2 separate regions of the Homo sapiens genome follow, and region 1 is linked to region 2. The links are chromatin contacts, found by Hi-C in ENCODE. All regions are on one chromosome and are shown on one strand. Each heading gives the region's core, a stretch centred on a gene start or an enhancer-like site at or near the end of the contact. The rest is flanking DNA. Distances are from core to core; before and after follow the strand shown.

Region 1 (2,808 bases), core at 254-2,753, 5.0 Mb after region 2:
TGGATTTTGGGAGAGGGGCGGGGCGCAGAGCCAACCGGAAACTCCTCCGGCTGATTTATCTCTGTGAAGAACCCTGCTGAGAGACGTAGGAAGAGTCCCGGGGCCCTATGAAATCTTCGGGGTTCCAGGAAAGACTCGTTTACTCTCGCCGTTGGAGAGCGGCCCCCCAAGATGCCACAATCCTAGGATTTTGCTATTGCTTATAAACTGTAAAGACTGACATACTGCTTGAGGGTTCACAAAGCGCGTTCCCGTTGCATGAACCTCACTACACCCAGTAAGGCAGGTTCTTTTTTCCCATTTAAAAGAGAAGTAAATTTACACCAGGAGATATTAACTGTCCTGCTTAAGGTTGTTTGGCCCCGAAGCAAATGAGCTCTGCCTTCAAACCAGGTCTGATTCATTCCACAGCACCACGTCATGTTATGGCTGCTAATAATTTATCCCTTAAGTTACCTTACAGGGTAAATAATGAGTTTCGACTTGCAGACTTCCGCTTTAAAGAAGAAATGGTAATCATGGTTACGAATTACACAGCCTCATCGTAGTTTACATTTTCTAGTTTTACATTTTTTGCCTAAGTTCAAAAGTAATGCATGTTCATTGAAGTCATTTTGGAAGAAATTGGAAAGCACTAAAGTAAGATTTCCAGATAATATTGGGGAGTCGAATCAAGTTGGAATTTCAGATACATAACGAATAATGGTTTTGCATTTTTATTTACTAAATCAGGCAACTTTAAAGAAAAAGAAAGCTCGCCGATACCACCACCAGCCGCAAACAATCCTCTTAATATTTTGGTGCATGCTTCTGTGACATATACTTAAAGCGATTTAAATCGTATTGTAGTCTTTTCTCACCTCCTCTTTCCACTTAATCTGTAGTTAACATTTTTTCTGGTCTAATAACCTTAACACAGTGCATATCCGCACTCTATGTGCATAGGAATCCCCCTGAAGATCTTGTTTAAAATGCAGATTTTGATCTGGAGGTCTGGGGTGGGTGCAAGATTCTGCATTTCTAACAAGCTCTTAGGTGATGTCAGTGCTCCGGGTCAGTAGATCAACACTTCCATAGTGAGACCTTAGAGTCTGGACAACATCTGTTTACACTGGCCTCATAGTATTCTACCCTGAAATTCCAATAATCTCTTTACGCCCTGTTATTGGTTACCTCAAGTGTGTGAGATCAATTAGGCAGCTTTGGAACAAGAATAGGGACTAGAACTCAGGAGGTATCGTGAGAGGTCACGTAGACCCTCAAACGGCGGGCACCATTTACAGTCAGAACTGCGCTCCACACTTGTCTCAGGGGCCTCCCTCCTCCCGTCGCCTAGTCCGCAGTCCGCGTCTCGGGACTCAATTTCCCTGCGGGCCGTTCCCGCAAACTCCGCCCCGCCGCCGCTGCCGCGAAATCCCGGAGTGGATTTTGGGAAGGGGCGCGCGAGCGGCGCCCTGGGCATGCGCGAGCGCGTCCCGGGCCCGGCGAGTCGAGGGTTCAGGTGGTGCGCCGTGGCGCCGCCTGCGACCGGCAGCTCGTTCGCCGCACTTTGGAGGCTTCGGCTGCCCCTCCGACCCACGTAGGGCCCGGACCCGGGCCTCCTTGTGAACAGCGTGCCGGCTTCGCCCCACGGGTTCACCGGCTGGCTGGGCTTCAAGCGCCGAGGCCGCCGCAGTGACCCCGCCCCCGGGCCGAGGATGTGAGGCGGGCCGGGCGTCCCCACACCGGGCCCGGGCGCCGGGAGTGGGCGTCTGGGCAGCGCCAGGCGATGGCCCTGCTGCTGGTGCTCCTCGCCTCTTGGGGCCTGGGGCAGTGAGGGGGCCGGCGGGCGTGGGCCGAGTGGCCGCGGGCGCCATGGAGGGGGTGCTGTACAAGTGGACCAACTATCTGAGCGGTGAGTGGCCGTGCCGGGCCGGGGGCGCGCCGGGGGCCGGTCCTTTGTCTGCGCGGCTGGAGGGCGGTGTCTGGACCCGTCTTAGGGAGGGGGTCACGGCCCTTTCCTGAGGCCAGCGCGGAGCGGGAGTATTTCCCAAAGCAGTTCTCTCACGGGACCGTGTCGCCGTGCAGGACGACACGGCCCTCTCTTGGGGTTGGTTAAGAGCTGTGGCTGCCCTTTCGCTTCAAGGAAGGCTACAAAGACTGAGATTTTGGGTGACTTGAAAGGCACGGTGCTCTTGATGTCAGCGGGAGGAAGGCGCAGACGCCCCGCCGTGGGGTTCTCTGGGAATCTCTTGAATTTTGGCGAAGGAACCGTACTCCCTTGGCTCGCAGCTAGGTTGGAAGGTTTCAAAAGAATGCCAGCAGTAACCTGGAATTCCACAGCGGAAAGATCCTTTATCAAAGTCCTCAGTGCAAACACTTTCCCTTTGTCACCTTCAGAGTCATCTGCGTGCACACCAGGGTGTCAAGAGTCCCAACTCCACAGTTTCAAAGCTCTGCACAAGGTTTTTTATTTTCTCGTTGAGCATTTCCTTTTGTTTTACAGACTCAGAAATTACCGTTAAATGAATGCAAATATTTGCAACTTTCTTGCCGTGCCTTACAGATTGGCTTTAAAATAGTCCCCGCCCTTTTTTTCTAGTTTGTGGAGGTAAAAGCTTCATATCTTGAGAAGGTTGTAACTGTTCTACAGCTGTGAAAATTATTCAGAACGATCATTTTTGTCATGTGTGCAACTAGTATTTAATACAAGCCTACTATATGCTGGAAACTGTGCTAGCCACTTTTTTGGAAGTAAACTTTTTATCACAGAAAATGAATTAGGTCTTTAAAATTTTAAAGGCAGTGTGTTTGAAAGCAGAAATGTTC
Region 2 (2,838 bases), core at 194-2,693:
CTCATCCCAATACTCAAACTCTGAGGGTCAGAGCAACACCTAGGGGGTCTCAAGCACCTCTGCGCAGTACGCAGACACATGGAAACCGACAACTTCACAGTCCCCTCAGCTCCAAGAGTCCCGACTGAGGAGACTGGTGGCTTGTGAGGCGGAGAAGGACAAGCACAAGTGTGCAGAAGGCAGCAAGCAAGTTGCGTTGCCGAAGGAAGGGCGGCGCGCCCCTGCTTAAGAAGTATCTGGACGACCTGCGACAGTGCCCATCAGCGACTCCAGAGGCCACAAACGCTCCCCGGGAAGCTGGGCAGCGCTAAGAGGCTGCCTGGGAGTTTCTGGCTTATGATGACAGTACTTAAAGAATTTACCTGACCACGGAATAAACAGAGACAGAGGTAGGAAAACCCAACTGTAGACAACGTTCAGACAGAGTGCATAAGTCCCTAAGACCCTGAACTAAGACGCTGCAGGGCCTCCAGGAAAGGACCAATGTGAGAGACACTGAGACGAGAGTTAGGGTGAGCCTGAAGGTGATCTGAACAGTAGTAATTGGAAACTAACAAAAAAAAAAAATTCCAGAAGGGGCCAGAAAGCTGATGAATATGTAAATTCAGACAAGAAAGGAATGTGCCCTGGGCCTCCAGCCCAGCACCGGGGAGCTGAGCAAGCCGGGGTTGGGAAGGCGGGCGAGCGGAGCGCCTGCCCCGCGAGCGTTGTCTCAGTCTCTCCGGCGCGCCCCATCCCGCGGATGTGGTAAAGCTTCGCGCTCGCCCCAATTTACCAGGCTTCCTGAGCCTCTAGCCCCGGCGTAGCGCCTCCCCGCTGCCCAGGACAGCTCCGCGCGCCGCGTCCTCCCGCACCTGCGCCGCGGCCCCTGCGCTCGGCTCCTCCTGGCGGTCAATCCTCTGAGCCGTCCCTCGAGGGAAGGTGTCCTGGGGTGGGTGAGACCCGGGTCCTCCTTCCCCGGGAGCTGCAGCCGGCACCCAAGCTCCCAGGCTTGGGTCTGCCCCAGGGCCGGAGCCTCCCCGGGCGACTCGGACAGACCCCGGTCCGGCAGAGAACCGCGGCGCCCCGCAAACAGCAGCCCTTCCGAGCCCGCGCCGCCGCCAGGCCCCCCGACACCCAGGCCCCATTTAGGCGGGCGCCCCGCCACTCACCTGAGCGCTGTGCAGCCGGAGACGCTCCCTAGTTCCCCGGGGCCGGGCTCCGGGGTTAGCGCACAGAACCGGGAGAAGGCAACCCCGGCTTCTCCGGTACCCCCGCAACGTGCAGCTGACAGCTCCCGCACCGGCCGCAGGAGTCGGGGGCGGGGATGGCCACTTGCAGACAGACTGCGGGGCCGGAGCCGCGCTGCGCACCGGCCGCGAAGCGCTCAAGTCCCCTCTCCCGGGCCGGCTGGCGGGCGCCACCAGCACGCGGCCAGTTCTGAGTACTTTGCCCAGAACTTCTCGGCGCGCGCCGCCCGGCGATTAGCCCGAGGAGCCGCGCAAGGGCGGGAGCGCAGGGGAGGGGCCTGAGAGGCCCAGGGGCGGGGCCCCGAGGGGGCGGGAGGGCGGCAGAGTGATGCACAATCTCACCAATCAGAAGTCGCCTTTCGGGAAGGAGGTGGGGCGATGTCCTCGGAAGAAGCCAGCGGATTCCATGACGCGGCGGGGGAACTAGGGACCCCGGATTCCGGATGGGTTGGGAGGGCGGAGGGAGGCGAGTCCTGCGGCGAGGCACTGGGTGGGGCTCCCGGTGGCCCAGCTCGGTGCCTGCGCGCGGTAGGCGTTCGGTAAATGTTCCTCTAGTGGCTTTTCCGGGCCAGGGAAGGAGGAAAAAGTGAGGGCAGCGCGGGAGGGGCAGGTTTACGGAGAAGGCTCCAGGGGACCCTTGCGGTCGCACAGGCTAGGAGAACTCGACCTCCCGAGAAAGTCAGACTGTGGCAGAGGAGTCGAGAACAGAGGAAATACATAGGGAGGCAGCACTCTAGGCACGAGATGACAAAGGACAGCATCAGTGTGAGACCCGGGGCTCGGAGACCGTGACCCTACCTCCAGAGGCAGTCGTGCAGATTCGTGCCGGGGTGATTTTGTTCTGTGCAGTTTATGTGCAAGGGGGTAGGAGGTGGGGAGAGCACCGTCGTTACTATTAAATCTCCCTGAAAGACGGAAAAGTCCACCCGACTTGACTTCCCACTAGCCCAATGGCCTTCTTTGATCCTAGGACGAATGCAAGCAGCTGATGGTTTGGGGTCAGTTTGCAGACTGCAAATGTGTCGAGTGCCGCAGGTGGCGGGTGGGAAGGGCATGAGCATTTAGTGAGCACCTAGTATATGCCAGGAGCAGTTGCGAGCTTGCAACTGTGAGAAAGGCGCACCAGGCTCCAGTACTCACGGGGCTTGCATTTTTTGTGGAAAGACAGACAATAAAGAAGAGAAAATACATATCTATGCAAAAAATAAAAGGCTGACAGACTGTTAGTACTGAGAGGAGGGCCAAGTCCACTTTCGAAAGTGGTTTAGCGCGTGATGGGGCGCTCACCCTGAGGGCCTCTAGGCGAGGGTGGCTTTTACCCAGATTCCTGAGCCTGGGAAAGGAGCTGCCACACCCAGTCTCGCACAGAGCGTTCCAGGCGAAGGGAATAGCAAATACAGGGTATTTAGCCTCCCTGAAGACCCAACTAACCGACCTCACCGAGCTGGGCACCGCGCGTGGCTCGCTGGGCTCAGCGCCTGGGACGGAGTAAGGGCTCCACAGTGTTAAATCCCCCTGCCAACCACCACCTGCAGCGCTCGACGCATTTTCAGTCTCCAAACTGACCCCAATTCAAGGTTTCTGAGACTCTTTCCGGAGCTATTCTGTT

What was found. A loop is a pair of places that touch in the nucleus more often than their neighbours do. Pooled maps may share reads with other maps.
Region 1: a map of CD4-positive, alpha-beta memory T cell shows a loop between it and region 2 (17-fold over the local background). The contact joins the promoter of PLEKHA8 here to the promoter of OSBPL3 in region 2. A Hi-C loop is called at or near these places in 2 of 168 maps with a recorded cell type or tissue (CD4-positive, alpha-beta memory T cell and naive thymus-derived CD4-positive, alpha-beta T cell) and 8 of 50 pooled maps.

Annotation. Positions count from the first base shown.
Region 1 is chr7:30,026,909-30,029,716 of GRCh38, forward strand. It overlaps PLEKHA8 (pleckstrin homology domain containing A8), which reads left to right and starts at 1,504. Exons shown (of 14, transcript NM_001197026.2): 1 at 1,504-1,894. The coding sequence starts at 1,855. It overlaps FKBP14-AS1 (FKBP14 antisense RNA 1), which reads left to right. Exons shown (of 3, transcript NR_187577.1): 3 at 1-333. RefSeq lists enhancers at 50-199, 2,106-2,225 and a silencer at 1,616-1,945.
Region 2 is chr7:24,978,735-24,981,572 of GRCh38, forward strand. OSBPL3 (oxysterol binding protein like 3) reads right to left here and starts at 1,444. Exons shown (of 23, transcript NM_015550.4): 1 at 1,152-1,444. RefSeq lists silencers at 834-1,043, 1,094-1,603 and an enhancer at 2,744-2,838.